Regions from separate parts of the Homo sapiens genome. Here all the other regions are linked to region 1. A link is a contact called in ENCODE Hi-C or POLR2A ChIA-PET data. All regions are on one chromosome and are shown on one strand. Each heading gives the region's core, a stretch centred on a gene start or an enhancer-like site at or near the end of the contact. The rest is flanking DNA. Distances are from core to core; before and after follow the strand shown. Region 1 holds the start of ALDH6A1 (aldehyde dehydrogenase 6 family member A1). Region 2 holds the start of SLC39A9 (solute carrier family 39 member 9). Region 3 holds the start of SUSD6 (sushi domain containing 6). Region 4 holds the start of VIPAS39 (VPS33B interacting protein, apical-basolateral polarity regulator, spe-39 homolog). Region 5 holds the start of GSTZ1 (glutathione S-transferase zeta 1). Region 6 holds the start of CIPC (CLOCK interacting pacemaker).

What was found. Hi-C counts contacts between places; a loop is a spot of excess contacts on that map. ChIA-PET counts read pairs that join two places held with the same protein, here RNA polymerase II (POLR2A). Pooled maps may share reads with other maps.
Region 2: a loop to region 1 is called in a pooled map, with 27 times the contacts of the local background. The contact joins the promoter of SLC39A9 here to the promoter of ALDH6A1 in region 1. A Hi-C loop is called at or near these places in 2 of 37 single-sample maps with no recorded cell type and 5 of 50 pooled maps.
Region 3: a map of naive thymus-derived CD4-positive, alpha-beta T cell shows a loop between it and region 1 (8-fold over the local background). The contact joins the promoter of SUSD6 here to the promoter of ALDH6A1 in region 1. A Hi-C loop is called at or near these places in 1 of 168 maps with a recorded cell type or tissue (naive thymus-derived CD4-positive, alpha-beta T cell), 1 of 37 single-sample maps with no recorded cell type and 4 of 50 pooled maps. POLR2A ChIA-PET finds 5 or more read pairs at or near these places in 1 of 52 experiments (H1).
Region 4: a map of B cell shows a loop between it and region 1 (14-fold over the local background). The contact joins the promoter of VIPAS39 here to the promoter of ALDH6A1 in region 1. A Hi-C loop is called at or near these places in 2 of 168 maps with a recorded cell type or tissue (B cell and CD8-positive, alpha-beta T cell) and 8 of 50 pooled maps.
Region 5: a loop to region 1 is called in a map of B cell, with 25 times the contacts of the local background. The contact joins the promoter of GSTZ1 here to the promoter of ALDH6A1 in region 1. A Hi-C loop is called at or near these places in 2 of 168 maps with a recorded cell type or tissue (B cell and CD4-positive, alpha-beta memory T cell) and 13 of 50 pooled maps.
Region 6: a map of CD8-positive, alpha-beta T cell shows a loop between it and region 1 (24-fold over the local background). The contact joins the promoter of CIPC here to the promoter of ALDH6A1 in region 1. A Hi-C loop is called at or near these places in 1 of 168 maps with a recorded cell type or tissue (CD8-positive, alpha-beta T cell), 1 of 37 single-sample maps with no recorded cell type and 9 of 50 pooled maps. POLR2A ChIA-PET finds 5 or more read pairs at or near these places in 1 of 52 experiments (B cell).

What each region holds. Positions count from the first base shown.
Region 1 is chr14:74,081,688-74,085,702 of GRCh38, reverse strand. It overlaps ALDH6A1 (aldehyde dehydrogenase 6 family member A1), which reads left to right and starts at 1,250. Exons shown (of 12, transcript NM_005589.4): 1 at 1,250-1,356. The coding sequence starts at 1,309. It overlaps LIN52 (lin-52 DREAM MuvB core complex component), which reads right to left and starts at 747. Exons shown (of 6, transcript NM_001024674.3): 1 at 710-747. The coding sequence starts at 728. It also overlaps a transcript of BBOF1 not described here. RefSeq lists an enhancer at 659-838.
Region 2 is chr14:69,396,830-69,400,844 of GRCh38, reverse strand. SLC39A9 (solute carrier family 39 member 9) reads right to left here and starts at 2,153. Exons shown (of 7, transcript NM_018375.5): 1 at 1,380-2,153. The coding sequence starts at 1,475. It overlaps ERH (ERH mRNA splicing and mitosis factor), which reads left to right and starts at 2,546. Exons shown (of 4, transcript NM_004450.3): 1 at 2,546-2,614. The coding sequence starts at 2,612. RefSeq lists enhancers at 1,861-2,200, 1,129-2,328, 2,530-3,037, 3,038-3,546 and a silencer at 2,297-2,537.
Region 3 is chr14:69,609,507-69,613,521 of GRCh38, reverse strand. SUSD6 (sushi domain containing 6) reads right to left here and starts at 1,926. Exons shown (of 6, transcript NM_014734.4): 1 at 1,694-1,926. RefSeq lists a silencer at 1,408-2,177.
Region 4 is chr14:77,455,253-77,459,267 of GRCh38, reverse strand. VIPAS39 (VPS33B interacting protein, apical-basolateral polarity regulator, spe-39 homolog) reads left to right here and starts at 1,667. Exons shown (of 20, transcript NM_001193315.2): 1 at 1,667-1,773. AHSA1 (activator of HSP90 ATPase activity 1) reads right to left here and starts at 1,175. Exons shown (of 9, transcript NM_012111.3): 1 at 999-1,175. The coding sequence starts at 1,078. RefSeq lists enhancers at 919-1,098, 824-1,346, 1,269-1,728, 1,347-1,869.
Region 5 is chr14:77,318,271-77,322,285 of GRCh38, reverse strand. GSTZ1 (glutathione S-transferase zeta 1) reads right to left here and starts at 1,250. Exons shown (of 9, transcript NM_145870.3): 1 at 1,103-1,250. The coding sequence starts at 1,117. POMT2 (protein O-mannosyltransferase 2) reads left to right here and starts at 1,403. Exons shown (of 21, transcript NM_013382.7): 1 at 1,403-1,852. The coding sequence starts at 1,605. RefSeq lists enhancers at 587-636, 168-1,029, 907-1,176 and silencers at 1,257-1,636, 1,867-1,916.
Region 6 is chr14:77,096,545-77,100,559 of GRCh38, reverse strand. CIPC (CLOCK interacting pacemaker) reads right to left here and starts at 2,302. Exons shown (of 4, transcript NM_033426.3): 1 at 2,199-2,302. LOC124903350 (a long non-coding RNA gene) reads left to right here and starts at 2,542. Exons shown (of 2, transcript XR_007064275.1): 1 at 2,542-2,684; 2 at 3,660-4,015. RefSeq lists enhancers at 1,532-1,691, 1,831-2,660, 3,022-3,071 and a silencer at 2,692-2,841.

The DNA of each region.
Region 1 (4,015 bases), core at 1-2,500:
ACTTGAAATGACTTGCATTTTACACAATATATAAACAGAAATCGTTAATTCACTCAGCCTTAAGAAACAACACGTAAAGCAGATGGAAGACAGGTTGCGACCTGTGCAAGACGACACTTAAAAGCTCAATACTGATTCTCCTCGCGACTCTCAGGGCGAGGGGCCGAGAACGTCCCCCGCTTCTCTTGCTGCCACGGCAATGGTCCCAAACTGAGGAGACAGGAGAGAGATCATGTTTCTCTTGCGGTTCAGTATCGAGATGAGGTCAGCCAGCAGCCCTGCGAGGGTTTGTGAGAATCATTCCATCCGTGCGCTCAATCAGAAGAGAACTGATCCTTTCAATGGGTACCCCAAGGAAAAAACTACAGTAAGCCACGTCCTCCAGAAACATCTCCTCCTCGACCCTCAGCCTCGCCCAAATAGAGATAAGGAAGGCACAGGGCGACCCCCCTGTCCTTTTACCCAGAATGAGTCCCTCCCTAGTGCCCTCCTCCACACGCCTGGTACAGAGCGGGGAAACTGGGCACCTCCGGAGCTGCTGTGAAGAACCGGTGAGCTGAAGACGGCGATGGATCTCAAGAAAAAAAATAAAAGGGAAAGGAGAAGAGCCCAAGAAAGAAATGTATGTTCGAGGGGCAGAGACAGAGTGGATGTTCCCAGTAGAGCAAAGAAGGAGGCTGCAGGCAAAGATCTCTAAGCCGGCTCTTACCGTCTGTGGGAGACGCCATCTTCCAACCCATGTCACGTGACGTGGCCAACCGTCGGCGGGAAAACGAGGTTCCATAAGCCACGCCCCCAAAGAGAAACCCTATCCCCAACTCGCAGCCCAGTCTCATTCCCTCGCCTCATAGGGCAATCTTTGCCTAGCCCCGCCCCTAAGTATAGCCACGCCCCTTACGCGGATGTTGAGGTGGAGCGACTGCAAAATTCTTGAAGGGTCTTATTTACTTTTTTCAGTGGGGGGGTGGGGCCTCGGTTCCGCCCTTGGCCAATCGGAGTTCCAGGTTAGGGGGGCGTCTTCCCCGTGTGCTCGGTAGGGAGTGTCCAAGTCAGGGGCGTCTTCTCTACCTCCGCCTACGTCATTGGCTGAGGTGGCAGAGGGCGAGAGCATTTTCGCTCCTAACCAATCACTTATCCCCAGGACGGGGGTGTGAGGAGAGGAATCAGGTGTTCGGACCAGTGATTGGCTGGAGAAAATAGTCCTCCCCACCAATGAGGAAGCCTGGCAGGATGGAGGGCGAGGCCTGGCAGCTGTAGTGCTTCTGGGCAGTAGAGGCGCGGGGTGCGGAGCTAGGGCGGCCGAGAGCCATGGCGGCGCTATTGGCGGCGGCGGCAGTGCGAGCCCGGATCCTGCAGGCGAGTGAGGGTGGTGCCAAGGCACCATGAAGCTAGGAATTGGATCCTTTCCGTCCGCTCCCTGAGCCATCCTCGGGCGGGACCACCTTCTTGGCCCAACCCCTTTTTGGCCAGACCTCCTACCCGACCTGTGCGGCCCTGTCCCATGCCCAGCCCTCACTTCATAACCTCCCTGGTCCCGGATCCAACCCTGGGCTGTTACCCTTGGCCCTCTACCCTTTTACTCCTAAGCCTCCTCTTTTCTGGCTCTCGCCCACTCTCCTTCTCCAGCTCTGCCCGCTCCCTGCTGTCACTCTCTTGCCCTCATCTCTCCATCCGCCCACCGTCTTTCCTTTTTACCTCTGCACCAGCCTTCTCTCTCTCCCCCAGAAACTACTCTTTTTGGTTACTCTGTCCCCTGCCGTGAGCGTCCACTTTGCCATTGCTCCCTTCCCCCACCCTACTTCACTATCCGTGGTGATCTGAGGTAAGGGGGAGGGGGGACGCGAGGGGCGAGGGTCAGTGTATGAACTTTGAATTTCCTTCTAGAGGTGGACTCTAGATTTTCACCAAAGGCAGCCATTTGCTAAGCTATTTTCCCTAAGTGTGGCTCTTTGTATTTTCCATGGACTGGCTGTCCCCTTTCTTGCCAAAACTTTGAGTTAAACTTTTTCTCAGCTAAGTTACAGTTTACATAGATAGGGCACATCTACATAGATAGGGTAGATAAGGGCACACAGTTAAAGCTACCAGTATGTTCCATGTATGTTCAAGGTACCAAACATCTTTAAAACGGGTGATAGAAAGTGGGAGCCAGGTAAGACAAGAAGTCTAAGTTCCCACCCCAAAATCAGCTCTTCTAGTGCTACACACCCTCATCTCTGCACTTGGGGGATTGAGTCCTCTCTGAAGCCAACCTAAGGAGAAATGGTAAAGCTACAGGAGTTGCATGCCTGAGGCCTGTAATCTCCAACTCTGTTTATAGTCTTTCCCCTGTTCATGGCCTACCAAGGATTTAGAGTATGTGGCAAGATTTACCGCAGGCAAGAAACAGTCTGCAAGAAACAACAGTGCCGTTCTTATTCATTACATCCAGTCTGAGAATTTCCTCTATATTGCTGAGCTTTTAGGTAATATTAGTATTCACCAGGTTTCCGTGAGTTCTAGTAAAGAAACTTGGGCAGTTTTAAGATTCTTGGCAGAGTCAGCAAAGATTCATTTTTAAATATGCTATTTAATGGGGAAGGTAGAAAGGATGAGTTTGAAGGGTTTGGCAGATGGTCTGGCCTCACTCATATTTCTTGCTGCGATCCTTGTTCTGTTCTAGTATCTTTTTTTAGTAGCAGGAAAACAAAGTTTCCACCCTATATTTTTCTTACCAACTTCTTGAAATCTTTTACTGAAATTGGCTTTTTTCCTTTGCCTCCTCTTCCCCTCCCATCACAATGAGTCATTGAGAACCTTAAGAAAGTATTTTGTCCTTTTCCATCAAGGAGAAGAATCTCTCTTTCCATGTACTTTTATTTCAGAAACAGACACTATGTATTTTCTGATTCATTTGGAGAAACTTCTGAAGTGACCTGGAAAAGAACAGATAGAGTAATCCTCAGCCAACTAGGAGTTGTAACGTGAATCTTTGATTAAAAGTTCGATAAAAAGTAGCCTACGGGCCAGGCGCTGTAGCTCCTGCCTGTAATCCCTGCACTTTGGGAGGCCAAGGTGGGTGGATCACCTGAGGTCAGGAGTTCGAGACCAGCCTGACCAACATGGTAAAACCCCTTCTCTACTAAAAATACAAAAATTAGCCGGGTGTGGTGGCGGGCGACTGTAATCCCAGCTACTCAGGAAGTTGAGGCAGGAGAATCGCTTGAACCCGGAAGACGGAGGTTGCAGTGAGCTGAGATCGTGCCATTGCACTCCAGCCTGGGCGACAGAGCAAGACTCCATCAAAAAAAAAAAAAAAAAAAAAAAAAACCTCGATTTTGGCAGCCATGAATATTAGAGAACTATCAAAAGGATTTATAGAGGAGAAAGTTAATGTTTTCAATTATTTTAAGTATTCAGCTTATTTTTCTCTGCCACGAAGAGTAGTCAAACTTAACCTAAAACCTCTCTCTGCTCCTTGTGATATTATCACTCCCATGCAGAGATAAAGGAATGTTCGAGACAGGGTCTCGCTCTGTCACCCAGGCTGGAGTGCAGTGGTGCAATCACAACTCACAGCAGCCTCGACCTCCCACGCTGAAGTGATTCTTCCATCTCAGCCCTCCGAGTAGCTGCAACAACAGATCGTGCCCCCATGCCAGCTAATTTTTGTATTTTTTGTAGAGACAGGGTTTCACCATGTTGCCCAGGCTGGTCTTGAACTCTTAAACTCAAGCTATCCTCCCACCTCAGCCTCCCAAAGTGTTGGGACTACAGGCACGAACCGCTGCACCTGGGCAAGAAAATTACTCTTGAAGAGATGTAGCGACTTGCACTGTCGGTGATATGGTTACCGAACTAGTAACTGATGGGGCTGAAAATTCAGAACTTAAGTCTTGCCATCTCTTTCTATGTTAGGCACTGACATAGGCTTACAGTAAAATGCTCACTGAAAGCTCCTTTATTGTACTGCAATAAGTGATAAACAATAGGAGTATCTGGGATACTGTGGGGACCTAGGGAAAGAGCCAAGTAT
Region 2 (4,015 bases), core at 904-3,403, 4.7 Mb after region 1:
GCACGTAATTTTTTAAAATGCTATCATTAGATGCTGAGGGGTACAGATTAAAAAGGAAACAGAAAAAGAACAACAACAATTTAAGCATCTGTTCCATCTGGCTATGGGCTTTACTTTTCCTCAAACTGACAACACCTTGTCCCACCTTCTTTCCCACCCACAGGCTATTTTCACCTGTAATGTCTCCTCTTCCTCAGGTTTCTTCAAGGTGTACTTAATATTTCATTTATACCTTTCCTTTCTACTTCAGGCCTCCTTTGAAAGTACTTTCAGGAATGGCACTGAAACTAGGGCCTATTTTACTGCTGAACTCTAGGACAAACTCATGAAATCTTGTTCCCTTTGAATGTAGTAGTTTTTCCCCCCTAAATCTTTGAACGCTGTGCACTTCGTGAATTCCTTTTGCCTACCTAAAGGACCTATCAGCATGTTCACTGAACAGTGCTTTCATCTATCCCTCTTCCCGGGACCCTCGCTTAACATCTGTTCAAGGTGCCAATCAAATTAACGAAAATGTCAAAACGTATTAACCAAAAATTCATTGCTAAGCAAATAGATTTGAAACAACTTCAGAATATCAATTCCAAGGCTCCCCTTCTTTAAAAGGAAATGTGAGTTAAGAACAATCTTAGTTTTTTCTTACATTCATTCTAGTACAGACATCCAAAAAACAAAACAGCTTTCCTCAGAAAGGTGTGTTTGACTTTCTCAAAAGGAAGTTATCATATTGATTTCAGTTCATGTAGAAAAATAACATTCTCCATTTCTTTTTTTTTCTTTTTTGGAGACAGGATCTCACTCTGCTGTCCAGGCTGGAGTGCAGTGGCCCAAACACGGCTCACTGCAGCCTCAACCACTTGGGGTCAAGCGATCCTCCTGCCTCAGCCTCATTTGTAGGGACAAAGTCCCGCCACGTTGCCCAGGCTGGTCTAGAACTCCTGGGCCCAAGCGATCCTTCCACCTCAGCCTCCCAAAGTGCTGAGATTACAGGCGTGAGCCACCGCGCCCAGCCCTCCATTTATTTTCTTGATAACAATCTGGAATCTTGATTCCATGAAACCTCTGAGAATCAAAAGAAATGTTATGGTGCCTCTCTCCAGGTAAATGCACAGAACCTCAAATTTTTGTAAGCAATTCTAGGGGATTCAGAATACTCCAGGATCTTCCGTGGAATATCTATCCACCCCAGGTTAAGAATTCCACTAATGAATATGAGGTTTCTTTCTATTATTAAGTGTCATGTATCTTTTAAAAAAGATAGTCTTTCTTAATGAGACCTTCAGCTTTGAGATTTAACTAGGGAAGCAGCTTCCCTTTGCAACTAAAACTACTATCTCACAGCCATCCTGACAGCTGACAGAAAATTGAGAATTTCTTACCTCTGAGAAATTAACAGCCAAGGGAATGATTCCGGCCACGTAACATCCCACCAACATAGCCAGAGACAGCAGGCTAATGGAGATGAAATCATCCATTCTGCCCTCCTTTATTCACCCACAACCACTAGACAACAAATTTCCAGTGGCTTTAAATGGTGCTTAGGTTCTTTAAACAGGTGTGGTGGTTCCAAGAGAGTGGGCTTTCCAGTTCTTTAGGCCTTCCCACCAGCAGATGTGTTCACGAGGCACCTTCCTCTTGAACGTACCCGGCAACAGACCCTTTTTGCTGATATTAGCACCAGAGAAAGCTTACAGCAATCTAAGGTCCCAGGCTCTGGGTTCTCAGATGCCAGTCATTAGATTCTCGTGGGTTAACAGAGATGGGAAAAGTCAATGGGGAAAATGTGCGAATGATCGATTTCTTCGATTGTCGGATTGAGGGTGGCACAATGTCTTAGGCGGCGGCGGGTAAGTGACTCAAGCGAACCTGTTCGTTCCCTAGGCGCCCCTGTCTCCAAGAGGCGGCCCCGAAGGTGATCCGCCCCCCAGAGCAGGAAACCAGCCCACCAGTCCCAGCAAACTCTCCTCCGAGCCTGGGATGAGGAAAGGAGTCCTGCAGGTCTCTAACGATGGGTCCTAGGGGTTCAGCAGCAAAGTTGACACAAAGCTGTCTCTGCCCTATACCCGGTGCTGCCCATGGTACTGCACTCGACCGGGCCTTGACCCGGAGTCGCCGATACTACAGCTGCCATGGCCGCCAAGTGGCATCTCTTCATTCCATCCACTTCCGGATTGTCTAACCACCCCCTCCTTTACAAAGGCACTTCCGGGTTACAACCGACCTCCGGCCCAGGATACTTACGTTGCCGCCATTTTTGAGTAGGGCTAATGAAAGATGTCTGATGTCACTGTCTATACCGGTGATCACTTGAGCCGTATGTTTAATAACGAAAGTACGGAAGACAGCGTCTTGAAAAAAAATAATTCTTCCTAAAGCTTGGAAACTTTCCCTTACCTTTTTGCCTTTATCGAAGATGGCTGAAACAGAGTCAGTAGCTGCTCTAGCTGCCGGAAGTGACTGTGCCTCTATGATCCAAAAGGCTCTTTTGCGTTGCACTTTCGACGACTTCCGGCGGCTCCTCTCGCGAGGATTGGCTGTTAGCGGCGTTGTAGTTAAGCTCGTGTAACGGCGGCGGTGTCGGCAGCTGCTGTAGCGAAGAGAGTTTGGCGCGATGGTGAGAAAGGCCTCCGCGGCTACCCGAGTCCGAGTCCCCGGCCTCCAGAGCGACCCCAGCCCCATACGTTTTCCCCTCCCCACGAGCCCCATGCAGCGCCGCGTGATGCTCCCCGCCACTCTAGTCGGTGGATTGACCCTTCTTCCCGCCGCAGGGACGCCAGGCCTGACTCTAGGCCTCGGAGCCCCGGTCCGCCCTGCGGTTGCGCGCCCGCCTGCTCGCTCGGGTCCGGCGTGCCTTGGGCCTGAGGATGAACTCTCTCCCGATTGTTACTCGGTAGAGGGAGACGTGGGGGAGGTGTTTTGTTTTTTGAGATAGAGAGTCTCACTCTATCGCCCAGGCTGGAGTGCAGTGGCGGGATCTCAGACCCCTGCAACCTCTGCCTCCTGGGTTGAAGCAATTCTCCTGTCTCAGCCTCCCTAGTAGCTGGGATTACAGGCGCCCGCCACCTCGCTCGGCTAATTTTTTTATTTTAGCAGAGACGGCGTTTCACCATGTTGGCCAGGCTGGTCTCGAACTCCTGACCTCAAGCAATCCACCCGCCTCGGCATCCCAAAGTGCTGGGATTACAGGCGTGAGCCACCGGGCCCTGCCGGATATGGTATTTTTCCCTCCAAATGCTCTAGCCTGCTGTAGGAACAATGGGCCAGGGTTGTCTAACTATTCTCGAAGCTGACAGATCCAGCTATACCCAGCATGTGGGCCAGGAGAGGACGTATTTGCTTTGCAGTGTTTTTTCAGCTTTCGTTTTCCTGTGCTCTGCCTTTTTTTTTTTTTTCCTGTTTTTGAGACCTCTAGGTATTGCGTGTGGCGCGTCCCTCAGCCCTCGATCCTGTACTTATCTGTATTTATATCCTCTTGGGGCTGGAGGCTGAAAAGTAGGCTCAGCTCAGAGACCAGCTCTATTAGAACCCAACCGGGATGATCAGTAAGCTCCAATTCGAAGAAAGTGACCAAAACTGGCTTGAGAGGTGGTATAATCTGTAAAGAATTTGAGCAGGAAAGCATTGCCATTTAAAAATGATAACCACTTGACCACAGTTTTTAAAATGTATCATGTTATGTTCTTAGTGATTTTTAATCCTTGTCTTTGGGCAGTAAGTACTGAAAATAGTAAACTTTGCCCGGTGTTCATTTTAAGACTAGATATAAAAAGCAACATGCTGTATAGCTTTTTCCATTCTTACCCTTTCAAATTAGTCCTTTAATTTGCATTAGAATTGGAATACAATTATTATAGTAGCAGTTGAGATAGCTAGTGTATAGGGCAACCTCTGTTGCAAGAATGCACGTGGTTTCTACAAAATTATTTTTTCTTAAATGACTCGTTGAAACTTTTTGAGTAGCTAGCTTACAAAGACTTCTGTATAACAAATAATCTAATATGATGCTTTCTGTGGC
Region 3 (4,015 bases), core at 677-3,176, 4.5 Mb after region 1:
TGAATGAAAGAATGAACAAATGAATCTTATGCAAACATACCGTAAGTGTGTACCCAGGAGAAAGAGTTTAGAATGCTCATGATCTGAGAAACAGCCTGAAGCAGCAGTGCTTTCAGAAGGTTTTAGAAAGACTCCAGGTTCAATTTTATCAAAAGGTAAACAAACCAGAAACTAGCAGTATAATCTAGTAGTTCAGACTGTGGGCTCCACCATGAGATACCTATGTGACATGGGCGAGTTATTTAACTTGTTTGGTTTGGGTCTCAACTAGAAGAATGGGGATAATAATATCTACATCAAAAGTCTGTTATTAAATGAGTTCAAAAAAGTAAAGCCCTTAGCACAAAGGTTGGTACTCAGTAAGTCCTCAAGAACCTTTCCATATTATTGCTGCTTAAATACCTTCTTTCCTGAGATGTAGACATACCTCCCCCAACTCCAGGAAAATTTTAATTTCTGGTTGAATATGCTTCTAGCTAAAAACACAAAACCCAGAGAACTCAGAAGTCAGTGCCAAGCACATGTCTCTACTAGCCTCCACTAGATGGTGACAGTTTGGGTGTGGAATTCCCAAAACAGAAAAGGTGTGTGTGCGTAACTCCTATGTATGTTTTTACACCAGAGGAACGAAAACAGCAAGAAATGAATTAACTACTGTGAAGGAAAGACATACTTCCCATCTCTGTAGATCAAAAAAGGGAGTAAATCCCTAGGCCTAATTGAACTGAGTAATCTTACTGCACCTCTGGAAGAGCACACAGGAGCCCAGTTAGCGAGAGCAACAAAGCCCAGCATGTCGCCTGCCACTGAAAGAAAATTCTGTGGGAACAACAGCTTTAGGCCTCCTTGCCCAGACGCCAACTTCCCTTTAACCAGCCCAAGACTTTATTTTGACGCCTCTTTGCTCCTGGGTCTTGCTGTCCCCATAACCACCTCCCCCTCCTGCTCCTAAATTCGTCCAGGGTAACTTTTCTCCACTTCAGCAGCTCCCCAGCCACGACTCCCATGAGGGAGAGTCAGATCCACACTCATAGCTGGGGTCTCAAAACCAAGCGAAAAAAGGAAAGTCTGTATGTACGTGCCTACTTTTTGAAAGAAAATAGCTGGTTTCGGGGAGTTTAGCCTGGTTAATAAGAGAAGTTTTTGAGATTAAAGAGCAGCCGAGGCGCGGGGGCTCCCGAATGCCGCGGTGCGCACAGGCGGGCTCTGAGATTTCCTCAGGAAATCCACCTTCTCTAAGCCAGCCCTGCCCCAGCGCAAGCCCCGCAGCTTTGCTGGGCTGAGGGCAGTAATGACAGTGGCACAGAGGGCCTCTGCCTACCTCCTCTGCACCCATCGGCACGGCGTCTGGCTCTTCCGGTGCTGCCCGGGCAGCGACGCGGGACGGCGCGCCCCGGACCGCGGGTCACCAAGTTCCCGGCCGCAAACCAGCCGCCGGTCCCCCCGGCCGCGCAGCCCCCACTGCTGGCCGGCTGGCCGCGCCACGCCAGCGCGGGGCTCCCAGCGGCGCGGCTCGCGGCCGGGTGACAGCGGGCCGGCGCAGAGAAGCGCGGGGAGCCGCCGAAGCCGGCCCGGGCTCCGGCCAGCGTCACTCCTGGGCGGTGCGCGCTGGTCCCGCGCCCCTGACAGCCGGCCGAGCGCGTCGATGGCACAATGCCGGCCCCGCCGCCCCCGGGCCGCGGTGACAACTCACCCGGGAGCCGGCGGAGACCTCCGGGATGGGGGCGCTCACAGCTTCCACGCCGCCGCTTGCGCGCGCCCGCAGTCTTCTCGGGTCTAGGCGAGGCCCCGCGTGCCCTTGTCTAGCTCGCTCTGGCCGGCGCTGTGGGCAGAGGAAGCGGGCGGGAGGGAGGGAGGAGGTGGGGCGGTCGCCGGCTTCGGAGAATAGAACGCGGCGGTAGCGACGGCTGCAGCGCCCGCGTCACTGACCCAGCTGTACCGCGCGGGCGGGGGAGGCCCCGCGGAGGGGAGGGGGCGGGGAAGGGGCGGGAAAGGGGCAGGGCCAGGCGCGCACGCAACGGCGCCGGCGTCGCGCCGCCGCGACCGCCCCGCCGGGAGGCCCTGCACGCACGCGCCGCCGGCCGGGCCAGGTACCCAAGGGAGAAGCGACGCGGTTGGGGAGGTGGGGGGTCCTTAAAGAGACAGTCCCTCTGCGCTGGAGTGGATGGGGCGGTGGCACCGACTCAGCTGGACTATGCGGCGTTTCCAGTGCGCTCTCCAGTTCGTTTACTATTATTATTATTTGCATGATTGAATTACTATTATTTGCAAAGAATTGTACTGCCCTGAGGTTTACAAGGCTTTTGGCGCATGTTGCCTTGTTAGCTCTTGAATTGCTCGTCTGACCTAGCTCGTCTGAAGCAGGTTATTATCTCCCTGTTAAGCAGTAATCCGAACTGTGGTTCCTAGCCTGCCAACATTAAAGCTGCCCGGGGGGTGGGTGGGGGTGAAAATGCAGATTCGGGGCCCCGAATGACCTCCAGCCATTGTGATTCAGTGGGGTCGGACTTGGGAATCTGTATTTTCACTAGCATTCTGAAGTGAGTGATCCTTCAGCATACTAAAAGCACACAAGGGATCTCAAGGTTGAGAAAACCGCAGTTCAGAGCCAGGACTGGCAGAGCCCGGGCTAGAAGCCTGCCACATTCCTAACTGTATTTCCCCTCTTGAGCCTTGCCTTCTGGGGCTATTTTCTAGCACATACTGAGTGAGCAGTTTGTGCACTGTATGGCTACATCGTTTATTGGTGATCTCTCATGCAGTGTGTCCTCGGTTTATGTGTTTACAGGGCCCGTGGCGCCTTGATGGGGAGGACTCTGGCTTTTTATCTTTGTACCCCAGGGCCTTGCACCGTGTCGGTCTCAGAGGTCCTCCATAAGTGTTAAGGAACTCCTACTTGTAAATCAGTGGTAGAGTCCACATCTGGACCTACAGACTTGTGTCTTTGCTGCAGCTTGGGTCAGGCAGGCCTCTTCTCCCAGATGCTCTTGGACAAAAGGATACACCTTCTCAGGGCCTCTCACCAGGCCTAGTTCTAGTAGGCTTTCGGGAAAAGCACTGTGAATTAACAGGGCATGTCCTTGTGAAGTAGCTTGAACCAAATAAACAGGATGCTCCTCCCCATGCACACAGACCCATCCCCAAAAGAACCCTTCCCTTCTGGGCCCCACAGCAACCTGTGGCTCGTTGCTATAATGCCTTTTTCATAAGTCTATCCTTGTTCTGCCTTCTTTCTTCCTTGCCTTCTTGGGTCCAGACTCATTAGAGAAGATGGGCACCCCTCCCTTCCTGCTCATTTGGGGCCACACTGCCCAGACCACTAGAAGATTGAAAAGCACAATTCAGAACTACCTGGGTCTGCCTCAGAGCACAACCAAATCAGTGTGGGCAGCAGGAACATGCCAGGCAGACCCAAGGCTCAGGGAGGGGACAAGGGGGAAGGAAGCAAGGGAAAGGGATGGAGGAAGAATTGGAGAAGATGAATGGAGGAAGGAGAAAAAGAAAGAAAGGAAAGGGAAGAAAGCAGGCATGGATGGTTCAGGTCAGATCAACTGCCAAAGTAACTGAGCCCCTGGCTGTGCACTGAAGTCAGTTTGGCCATTAAGAGGCTCAGTAACTTCATACAAGAACTGCCACCTTATAAAATCCCTTGTGAGACCCTATGCAGATCTGTCCATCACTACCCAAAAATCCTCAGTCGGGCGCGGTAGCTCACGCCTGTAATCCCAGCACTTTGGGAGGCTAAGGCAGGCAGATCACGAAGTCAGGAGTTTGAGACCAGCCTGGACAACATGGCGAAACCCCTTCTCTACTAAAAATACAAAAATTAGCCAGGCGTGGTGGCACATGCCTGTAATCCTAGCTATTCAGGAGCCTGAGGCAGGAGAATTGCTTGAACTCAGGAAGCAGAGGTTGCAGTGAGCCGAGATCGTGCCATTGCATTCCAGCCTGGGTGACAGAGTGAGACTGTCTCAAAAAAAAAAAATCCTCTCCCAGACCTTCAGGGTCCACAGAA
Region 4 (4,015 bases), core at 418-2,917, 3.4 Mb before region 1:
GACCATGAAAGAATAGTACTTAGCTAAAAGGCCCAGAAAGGATTAAACCAATAACCCTGACCTCATTGGCACGGTGTTCTGACCTATCAGATTCGCACTTGCATTATAAACTTCCTACACATTCACTGTCCCCTAGATGGCCACAAAAACGTTAAGTCCAGGGCTTCAAAACAAACAACAAAAATTAGGTCAAGTACTCTGCATGTTAAGAAGAGAGAATACAAAGTGAGATATGGAAAAGAAACATCACTATCTGCCTTCCTACTTATCAACTATTAGAGAAAACAACAGCAAAAAAGGCTGCAACAAAGTAACGGTACAATACAAACATTACGAAAAAAGTTCAGTGGAATTCAAAAATAAGGAAACTAATATTACTTTGGGAAGATTTCATGAAGGAGGGCAGTTATTTTAAGAACGGTCAGGTTATAAAACCACGGCTGCTCGGCAACCTGGAGTTCCAACACACCCGACCTGATAGTTCCGGGTGAGAGGCCGCAGCTATCTGAGCTCTGAGCACCTGCACAACACGTTCTCAATCTCCCGCGGGACCGCTGCAGCGGTCCCCTATGAATGACTTTTAATTTTACCGCAGGCCGCAAAATAGGAATTACAGACCCCTGGCCTTAGGCCTTTCACAGCTATCTCCCAACACAATCAAAGGAGGTTCCAGTCTCAGTGACTCCTCTGGCCACGTGTAATAAGCACCTCCCTGCTCGGGCTGGATGCAGCAGCCAGGGCGTTATCTCCTAGTCTCTCTGACAACCCTCCTCTGGGGCGCAGCCCTCCACGTCCATCTCCCTCCCCTCAAACACTGAGAAGGTGACCGCGGAGTGGAGAGGCCTGGGGCTACGGACCCCTGCCACAGGAAGGACCCACCCCCATCTCCGGACAGGGCTACCTCAGCCCCAGCTCTGTCCGGGCCGAGGTTCTAGGAACCCTGAAACCCTGGCCCGGCCGCAGGTCTCCCAAGGCCGGCCTGCTTTTCTGGCCCTCACCAGTGCCAGTTGTTGACGTTGGTGGCGTCCGCCCGCTCCTCCACGATCCAGCGTGGGTCTCCCTCACCCCACTTGGCCATCGGCTCTCCTATCGCGGCGCCACCAGCTCCGGAGCAGCCGTAGCCACAGCCTCAGGACCGCTTAGTGCCAGCCGCCCGGCAGCGCCTGGAAACTACTAGAAGCGGCCGCAAGCACCTCCTGGCTTGCTTTTCCCTCCACCCCCTCCCCTCCTTAACTTCCGGCTCCTCCCCACTCCCACCGGTTACTTCCGTCCCAACTCGCCGCACCGTGGGTTCCGCCTGATTTAGAGATCCTTCAGACTCCATCGGGTTCTCCCCAAAAAGCGTCCCGAAACCCAACTGCTCATACAACCATTCCTCACCCATAGGAAAACAAAGAACACGTCTCATTGCTTCCCTGGACCCTAAATCGCCCTTGCTGAGCCTCATGGGAATTGTAGTCTTGCTACGTGACTCGCTGGATAACCGCGGAAGGTCTCGCGGAAAGGAGAGGAAATGACCTAGCACGGTGCTTGGGGTTTCTGGGGGCTGTAGTCAAGAAGCCTTGTGGTTCGTCGGGACAGCGCCTGACAGCAGAGGCAGAAGAAACTACGACTTCCAGCATGCCCTGCGGTCTCGTTATTCGTGTTTTCTCTCCGCCCTACGATTATTCCCTTCCGCCCCCTTCTCTAAGCTGCACAGCCTGAATAGAAGGGCTGGTCCAGCGGCGGCGGAGGCTGGCGCTGTCCTGAGAGGGAGGGCTCTGTGCGGAAGAGGTGAGGGTGTCCCAAGCCCCTTGGGTCGCGTATCTGGCTGGATCCAGCCTCTCCGCATCTTGATCTTTTCCCCTCTTCTAGGAGGCATCCCTACACCCTATGACTACAGGCCTGATTCTCTTCTTTCAGTCAGGGCGACCCTTGGGCGCTGGAGTACGCTTGGGACTGGGGCTGCGAGTGAGCACCAGCGATTGGTTCGGAAGCGGACATTTGGTTCAGAACGAGCATTTAACTCTGCCAGGGATCCGCTGGGCTCTGACGACTGCGGTAGATCCATGGCTTCCTGGACGTTCACCCGTAGAGTCATCCTAGCTTAACTCTTGTTCCCTGGTCTCAGTTCACAAGCCTCACCTGTATCTTCCTGGCTCGGAAGATAATTGAAACCAAGTCTGACTTCTCAGTAGGTGGTTTTTGGAGTTTTCTGAGGCAGGGAGCATGTTGTGGTTTTCTTGCTGATTCTTCTGTTTTCCTTTGTAAAGTTCCTGTTCTCCCCTGAGGTCTCTCACCCTGCCTTGTGGGCTGTCAGTAAACAAGAGACGATAAAGACAAACCTCTGAAGTATTTTAAATCATGTTGAAGCACCTGTCACTCTTAAGAGTGACAATCGTACCTGATTACTTTATAACTCTAGAGCCACTAGATCATTATCTATACTTGCCAAGTAAACCTAGCTTCTCATTTGGCGTTATAAATACAAATTGATGGCAGTTGTCTACTGCCATTGCATGGTTAAAAAGATTCCAGAAATCCTCTGGTAGATTATTGTGTTTGTTAGACACATTCTATGTCTATCTGTAGATAATTACTATAGTGAAGGAATGATCTCTAGTTTTCTGGAAAGTGAAAAATAGGTAGAAGGACCATGCAAGACACTAGAAATGGTCTAGGAGCCAGAAAGCCTGGATTGTAATTTGAAATAGGAGCATTTAACAAAGTGGCTTTGATACTGAACTCTTTTGTGCCTCACTTTCCCCATGAGTAACATGGAAATGGAATCTCCCAGGCCTACCTTACAAGATTGTTCTGAGGATCAAACGAATGACAGAGTGATTTATGAACTGACATGTGTGCCAGAGACATTTATATGTTCTATACACATCTTCAGCATTTGTGGCTACTCAGAATTTTTGTATTTTTTTTAATCTTTAGGATTGCTAAAAAATATTTTCTTTTTTAGCTTTTCCCAAGGTACCAGGATGATGTATTAATAATAAAAGTTACTATTGAGTGTTAATTTTGGGTCAGGCACTAAGCACTTTACATGTATTAACTGGTTTACTCCTCAGAACCATTTCTAAGGTAGGTCATCTGTTATGCCCATTTAACAGACGGGAAAACCAAGACAGAAAAATGTCAGTATGATATTCCATATTAAAAGGAAATAACATTTAGTATTTACTTTCTGCTAGACACTTTTATAGATGTTCCCTGCAACCCTGTGAGATAGGATATAATTTTCTCCAAGGCTTAGAAGTAAAGTCATTTATCCACTTTGCTCAGAATTAAGAGAAACCAGGATTTGAACTCAAGGTTGCCTGACTACAATGTCTGTGTGGGATGATTTCATGGTGTCTGCCAGCATTTTTGGTTTATCTCCCTAAAATTAAATACAGAAAAGGATTTTTAAACAACCCTGTACCAGTAGAAATCAATTAGTGATGTCTGCCGTGAGAAGGGACCAGATAGTAGAAAATCCCCACAATACCCTTGCTATCCCTATATCCCCTGAGTTGAAAACAAAGTCAGGAAGTAACAGTAGAGTATCTTTAAGGGCTATCAAAAGCCTCAACAGGACTACCATGACAAGGCTTTTCTCAAGCTTTTATTGATGAAGGTGCTATTAAAAGGAAAAGCAAATGGTTCTTTTAGAACTTGATGCTGTTTAGCCTTTACAGTTATTTTTGGTGCTGTGGGAGTTTTATACCCAGTCCTTGGCTTAAATCATAGTTTTCATTCTAATCCTGTTGGCATTGATAGTTTACTTTGTAATTCTGTTTCCTTATTTGGAGATAGGGAGGGTCTCACTGTGTCACCCAGGCTGGAGTGCAGTGGTGTAATCTCAGCTCATAGCAGCCTCGACGTCCCAAGCTCAGGTGATCCTCCCACCTTAGCCTCCCAAGCAGCTGGGACTACGTCACCATGTCCAGCTAGTTTTTTGTTTTGTTTTTTAAATTTTTTTGTAGAGACAGTTTTACAATGTTGCCCAGGCTAGTCTTGAACTTGGGCTCAGGTGATCCTCCCA
Region 5 (4,015 bases), core at 1-2,500, 3.2 Mb before region 1:
CCATCTCATCAGCACTCCTAGAAGACCTGTGTTTCCAATTCAAATATGCATTCTGATTACTTTAGCAGATTTTATTTTTAAACCATGTCTTACACATGATTTGAGAAAAAGACTCCTAAAATCCCATTTGGAAGAGGGAGGACTATACATTATTAACGTGACGCAAAGTCCCATCTAACGTGCCACCTTCCTTAGTGCCACAAAAGTGGTTCTCAAACTTCATGGCACGTTAAGAACCATCTAGACCGCTTATAAAAACATGCAGATTCTCGAGCCCGTTCCACCAGAGATGAACAGAGTGGCTCTGGAGCAGGCCCCGGGAAGAACATGTGAAAGCCGTGAAGCTCCCCAGGTGATTGTCATGACTGCCTCTCCTCGCTCGGGGCCTTTTTTTTTTTTTTTTGAGCCGGAGTCCCGCTCTTTCGCCCAGGCTGGAGTGCAGTGGCGCGATCTCGGCTCACTGCAAGCTCCGCCTCCTGGGTTCACGCTATTCTCCTGCCTCAGCCTCCCGAGTAGCTGGGACTACAGGCGCCCGCTACCACGCCTGGCTAATTTTTTTGTATTTTAATAGAGACAGGGTTTCATCGTGTTAGCCAGGATGGTCTCTATCTCCTGACCTTGTGATCCGCCCGCCTCGGCCTCCCAAAGTGCTGGGATTACAGGCGTGAGCCACCGCGCCCGGCCCGGGGACTCTTAAAATACAAACATTACTGGAAGGTCACCTCCTGCTAGGGCCAAGAGAAGAGCATGAAGGGCTGCGAGAAATTGGGAGGCTTGGGGCGACGTTTGGAAGCCTTAGTGGAGGGAGGGGTCTGTTATGGGGAGCAGGGAGGGCGGAGCAGAAGTGAAGCGCGACCGGACAGCGACTCCACCCTGCTACGCACTCCCTACCAGGACCGCCTCCTCTGGCCCAACCCTCCCGGAACTTCGAGCCCCAGCGGGCAGCGCGCAGCACGCAGGCGCAGAGCGTGCCCGGCGCAAAGCACTGCATGCCGGGAGTCGTTGTCGGCCTGGGCGGGCGGTGCAGCTCACTTCTGACCCCGCCCCCCAGGGTCTCCAGGTGTCTAACCAGCTTCCCTCCACCCGGGTGCGCGTCACAGACCTTCCCCGCCTGCATCTGGCACTTCGCGCGACCCCCTCCTCCAGGCCGAGAAACTTCGCGCCTGGGACCTGCCGACGACTAAGGCTCAGTGAGACTCGACGAATCAGGCCCGTGTCTTTCGTCCGGGTAAAGCGAGGGGCTGGACTAGAAAGATCCTTCCGGTCGCCTCTGGCTCGCCCAGCTCTCCCGCCACGCCCCGTACCTGGGGGCTGCTGGGAGTTGCAGTTCCCTGAGCCCGACCCCTCCTGCCCAGTCCCCCCCGCCCCGGGCCGGCCGGCCCTCCCGGTCCCGACATGCTCTGCGCCTCCTGCCGCCTCCTAGCGGCCCGGGCCGCGACCACGCTGCCCGCCCCGCCCCGAGCCCGGGGCCCCGCGCTCCGCTGCAGTGAAGGGCGTTGCATTTCCCGGGGTACCCCGAGCTGCCCTCTTGTGACTCCTTGGCGGGGCGGCTGGTCAGACAAAGTGTGCCTCCGGGCCGGAGGGCGACCCAGAGGAGGGGGAAGATGCCGCCGGCCACGGGCGGAGGCCTGGCAGAGTCCGAGCTGCGTCCCCGGAGGGGCCGCTGTGGCCCCCAGGCTGCTAGGGCCGCAGGCCGGGACGTGGCCGCTGAGGCTGTGGCGCGAAGCCCCAAACGGCCTGCTTGGGGCTCACGGCGCTTCGAGGCGGTCGGCTGGTGGGCCCTGCTGGCCTTGGTGACGCTGCTGTCCTTCGCCACCCGCTTCCACCGCTTGGACGAGCCGCCGCACATCTGGTGAGTGATGGGAGGGACTCGGCGGGCACCATGGCAACCGCGACGGGACGCCGCCCTCTGATTGGCCCGAGGGTACGGAGGGGGCGGGATCTATAGGAGGAGGGCCACGGTGGAGGGGAACTTGAGGTATCGGGTGGGTTGGCCTCTGGCGAGGTGCATTCTCTGGGAGGGGGATCGTTTTGCTCTGGTGGTGGGGCAGTGGGATTCTTAGTATCTGAGGAAGCAGCCCTCATGTCTTCCAGGTTATGCTACAGTGCATCACCTGGCTTGCAAATTGTGGCTTTTAAAGGTGCTTTCAACTTTCCAAAGAGAATTGCAAATTTTTGGGTACAGAATTTTCTAAGGCCTGAGTTCCTATGTCTGCAGGATTTTCAGGCATCAACAGAGGAGAAAATACCTAACTGTGTACCTTTATCCTATAGGGCAAGGACAGTTTGGGTGTTCAGGTATGGTGACCAAAGGATTTTATGAGGCAGAACTCTTCTTGTGAGAAGAGATTTATTTTCTTAAAGGTTTTAGCTTGTACTATCCAGATACTGGGTGTCAGAAATGGAATTCTTTAAGCAAAAAGCAGGCAAGAAAACAGACTGTCAGGGTTGCTTTATTTAGAAATTAATAAATTAGCTTGTTATTGTGTCGTGACTGCTGGCAGAAGATGAGACTCCTGGGTTAGAGACAAAGGACTTTATTACAGGAAATAGGATGCATGTTAGAAGCAGTTTCCCTTGCCATCCAAGTCCCACAGGGTGACGCTATGGGTTTAAATGGATGACTGCACAGGCAGTGGGTTGCATCCAAGTGAAGGAACGACAAGCTTGGAAAATCTGCTGTTTTATAGAAGGCAGTACGCAGACCTCCTCTTTGTCCTGGAGGGAGACACTGCCTCTTCTCTCAAAGTTGCTTGCTGCAAACACAACCATGAGAAATGGCCCAGGTGAGATGCAGTCAGGGCCTTGCATTCTTGGTATACCCAGAATGATGTGTAGAGGCACGAGCAATCTGACAGCCTCTCTCACTCCTCGATTCTATGGTCTTGGCTTCTAGCAGATTTTCACATGAATATACAACTCCCCTGGCTACTCACATCTTTTCAGTTTGTCCCTTACAGCATTTAATTAAGGTTGTTGTCAATGGGACTCTAAGCAGCAGAATAAGGCCAGCTTACAGTATTTACCTCAACCATGCCCTCCAGGGTCCTGGATTCAGCCACTTGTGAATAAGTCCTGGGGGCACCGAGGAATCTTATTTCAGACATCTGGGCTGCAGTCTAAGACCAGTCTATTAACCACTGTGACCTGTGCACAGGGGTTCAGATTGATCTCTGATCTTTGGTGTCATTACCAGTAATTACAATAGCCCACTACCCTTGTAAAAATTTTTTTAAGAAAGTAATTACCAGGCTGGGCGCAGTGGCTCACACCTGTAATCCCGGCAGTTTGGGAGGCCGAGGCGGGCAGATCACCTGAGGTCAGGAGTTCGAGACCAACCTGGCCAACATGGTGAAACTCCGTCTCAACTGAAAATACAAGACTTAGCCGGGCATGATGGCGGGTGCCTGTAATCCCAGCTACTCGGGAGGCTGAGGTGGGAGAATCACTTGAACCTGGGAAGCAGAGGTTGCAGTGAGCTAAGATCGCACCATTGCATTCCAGCCTAGGCGACAAAGCCAGACTCTGTCTCAAAAAAAAAAAAAAAAAATTAACTACCATGATTAATGGAAAGATATTTTGTGACCCATTCTTCCTTACACTAACATATTACTTGGAGGAGTGCAGGCCACTCCAGGATTTTTGTTAGATTTTTATTTGGATCACCATCAAATTTGATTACCATTACAGTGGTTTAAACCACATGGGCAGTGTCACTGAACAGTTGCAGCCTCAATCACTAGACAAGGCATAACCTAAGTAAGGCCCTTAGGATCTCAGGAGAAGCATGTGATTTGTATCAGCCGCATTGATAGAAGGTGGTGCTGATCTGTGTGTTTGCACACCTATGAGGGAGGTCTGCGTTTGGGAGTTGGTGTTGATGTCATCAGGCACGTGGGAATAGTTCAAGACTGGCCGTGTCCATGTGAGTTTTTGTTTTCTTTTTTTATTTTCTTTTTTATACTGACCTGCTAGATAAAGTTTTTATGTTTTCATAGTGAGATGACAAACTCAG
Region 6 (4,015 bases), core at 1,053-3,552, 3.0 Mb before region 1:
AGAAAAGAGAGAATCAGAGCCAGGCAAGGTGGCTCACGTCTATAATCCCAGCAGCACTTTGAGGCACAGGCGGGCAGATCACCTGAGGTCAGGAGTTGGAGACCAGCCTGGCCAATATGGTGAAACCCTGTCTCTACTAAAAACACAAAAATTAGCTGGGCTTGGGGATGTGTGCCTGTAATCCCAGCTTCTCAAGAGGCTGAGGCACGAGAATAGCTTGAACCTGGGAGGCAGAGATTGTAGTAAGCCGAAATTGTGCCTCTGCACTCCAGCCTGGGTGACAGAGTGAGACTCCGTCTCAAAAAAAAAAAAAAAAAAAGAAAGAAAGAAAGTGAATCAATAAATATATAAGTTTATATAAGGGGACAAAATTCAAAATCCTAGCAAGTGCTCCAAAGCATTTAGCTCTTACTACTCTTTTTGCACTTCTGACATTAGTCTAATTATTTGTCTCCTCAACCTCGAGTTGTTTTTTTCATCTTTGCAACCTCAGCCCCCAACAATTAACATGAGGCATTCAATAGAGTAATAAATTCCAACAAATCTCTGACCTGCTGAGTCTCTGACAGCTCTAGTAGCTTAGCAGTCACAGAAATACCTGAACAGCTTGAAGGTCAAGATTCTGCATTTCCAAACACCACGGTCACCTTAAGATCTAACCTCCACGTCTGGTCCCCTGCAGGAAACAGATATTTGATCTACCCCTTATTCTAAGTTGAAACGTCAGGGACAAATCCACCATCCAAATTAAGGGTTGATCTAATCCACAAACAATCTTTGTGAAGATTTGTCCTTATGATTAAAAAGGAGATCCAGGGTTACAAGAAAAGGATCTGAAATGCTGCTTTCAGATCTCTCCTTTTATAGACACTTGGCAACATTCCTGGAAGCTCAAGTTCCCTTTAAAATGTGTCACGTGTATAACATGTGTGCCTGGACAGAAGTGTGAGGTAAAAGCCCAACCAGAGGCTTAAATACAATAAAGTGATAAGGTCACAGAAAGAAAACCTTGAGTAATCCCCGTTAGAATTATAAATACATTACTAGCTTTTCTCCGAAGTCATTTTCTTTTGGCCTGCATATTCAGGGATACCATTCTGGGAGAATGTCTGGGTATCTTAACAGTGGAAAAACCCTGTCTACCTAAATGTCTAATATTCATCTTCCCTTCCACATTCATTCCATTTCTCCAACTTGGCTGAAAATTCGTGTCAAAGATCCTGAACCCCAATTCCATACAATTTCCTATGTTTTAGACCAGTTTGGCTCTATTTTCACCTTTCAAAGGGGAGATGAGCTTAGAGAACTTTCTCCGATCCCCTGCTGCAATTAGTTCACAGTAACAGTGCCCACCTACCCATTCGCACCAGCCCACGTTGCATCTGTGCCAGGCAGCATGTGCACCCTCCAGGCATCCACCAGCCTGCCAGCTCAGCAGGGCAAAACTGGGCAGACCCTAGTACTGTGCTGTGACTGGCATACCACCAGCCTTCCAGGGCAAACGCCCAGGCAATGCATACTGCCAGGACTTGAGCAATAACAGGGAGCCTAGCTCCAGCCTGTGACCTGGGCCGGGATCAGAGCTCCCCCGAACCCACCCACTAACCACTTAACTCCTTACTTGGCACTGCCCACCTTCTCCCCAGAAACACTACCCCCGACACCAAGCCTGGCAAGCTGGCCACTCAGGGGAAACAACCAGCAACGAGGGTGACGGCAGGTCTCTGGAAAAGGCAGCACACCTGTGCCCTGGAGCCAGAACAGGGTACCACCCCCGACCTCAAACCGGAAGCCCAGGACCCTCGCCCAGTTACTAGTTCTGGCGCCCACTCACCTGCCCATTGCTTGGCCCTCAGCTCCCAGCCGGGCTGGACTCCAAGCTCTCTCCCCGCCCAGCCGGCTGGCGGTTGCGCCCAGGGCTAGACCAGGGCCCACCTGCCCCTCACACAAGCCTCCTCCCCACACGCAGCCCCCTCCTCACCCGCGATTCCCTCTCCCACGCCCCTCACAGCAAACCAAAGCCCTGCTCCCACCATTTGGCTCTCCGTCCTCCGAAAGTCCCGGTTTGCCCCTCTTGCCTACTCGCTCCTCTTCCTCTCTCCCCTACTTCCACCTCCTTTCCCCACGCTCCTCGCCCAATCCCTCTCCCGCCGTCATCCCTGCTCCCCTCCTCCCGGACCGAGCCCTCCCTTTCTCACCTAGGGCCGGGGTCGCAGCTCCACGACCGGCCTGTGGGTCAGGTGGCGCATGCGCGAGCACGGCCCCGCGGCACCATGACAACCTCGTCGTCGCTGGGTGTCTCGCTATCCCCACAGCCTCCCGCCCATTTCTCCTCCCCACGCCTCCGCGACGGCTTTCGCCAGCCACGTGACCCGACTCGGATGACCCGGCACCATGGAGACCGCACGCTGTTCTCCTAGAAGGGCCCTTGGAAATGCGCCCTTTCCCCGCCCCCGCCGGAAGACCAGGCCGGCGCGGGGCGGGGCCAGCGCTCAGAGGCCTACGCTCTGTCCGCGGCCGGCGGGCGTCTCTATGGTTGGTTCCTCAGGCCTCGCCGCCATTTTGTACGGGGGCCTTGAGCAATGAGCGGCTTGGGCAAGGTTTCCAGGCGGGGTTCAGAGGAGCCGGGGGTGGGGCCGGCTTGGAGTCGATACAGAGAGAGGAGCGACTCTCGCACTGTCTTGGTGCGTGCCGCCGTGCCGCCGTGCCGCCGTTGGGGGTGGGGGCCGGGGCGAGTCGTGTCCGGCCTGTGCGCGTGCCGGGAGCGACAGTGCCCGGCGTGGGAGAGCGGGCGTGCGGGCGGCCTCAGCCTGGAGTCGCCGTGACAGGGGTGCCAGACCTCCCCGCGTGCTCCTCGCATTTTCTCTACGCCTGTCGCCCTGTTTGTTTTTTGTTCCCGTCCACCCTCGAGACCGTGCTTCACGAGGTCGAGGCGCGATGAGTTATTTTAAGTAGATGATTTCATGACCTTTGATGTTTGACTGACTTTGTCATGTGCTATGGGTTTTATATGGATGCTGTTTCTTGGTGAAGGTTCACGGTGAACACACGTGTGTAACAGCTAAAGAAAAAAAGGGCTTGGGATCAGTTGACGTTCTGATGCCTTGAATCAGTGAAGGTTACTTAGAAAAAGAATTATTTCGCTAGTGAAAAAGAGGACATGGGCGAGTTTAAAGAGTTGACGGGTCGAGGCAGATTCAAGAGCTGAGCTGTCCAGTAAGATGGTCACTAACGACTGGATAAGTTTCTCAGTTGTACTAGCCACATTTCAGGAGCTCAGTGACCTCTTTATTGGACAGTGCAGATTATATATAGCCCATTCCCAGCATCGCAGAAAGTTATATTGGACAGTGCTGATTTAGATAGTGGGGAATTGTTTTATACTGGTCATCCAGGCCTTTGTAAGTGCTGCTAGGTCGTGGTTAATCACGTTAGTCCTCTAGACACAGGTAATTCTAATGTATTACTGGGTATGGGTGTACTTGTTAGTAGTCAGCTTTACCAACAAGTAATATGCCTACACCATGTAAGGCTTTTGTTTTGGGGACAGAGTGAAAGCAATAGTTAACAATTACCAAGTAATTAGGAGCCGGGCCGCTTTATATGCATCCTTTTATGATTCCTTACAAGTTTATGACGCAGGTGGTATTTTTTTCCAGTTGTGTGGCGTTTTTGCCCATTAGGACTCAACTAAAAACCCATGGCTTTGGCCAGGCACAGTGGCTGACGCCTGTAATCCCAGCACTTTGGGAGGCCGAGGCGGGCGGATCACCTGAGGTCAGGAGTTCAAGATCAGCCTGGGCAACACGGTGAAACCCCGTCTCTACTAAAAATACAAAATTAGCTGGGCGTGGTGGCACATGCCTGTAATCCTCGGGAGGCTGAGGCAGGATAATCGCTTGAACCTGGGAGGCGGAGGATGCGGTGAGCCGAGATCGTGCCATTGCACTCCAGCCTGGGCAACAAATCTCCGTCTCACCAAAACAAACAAACGAAAACCGTGGCTTTTATCCAT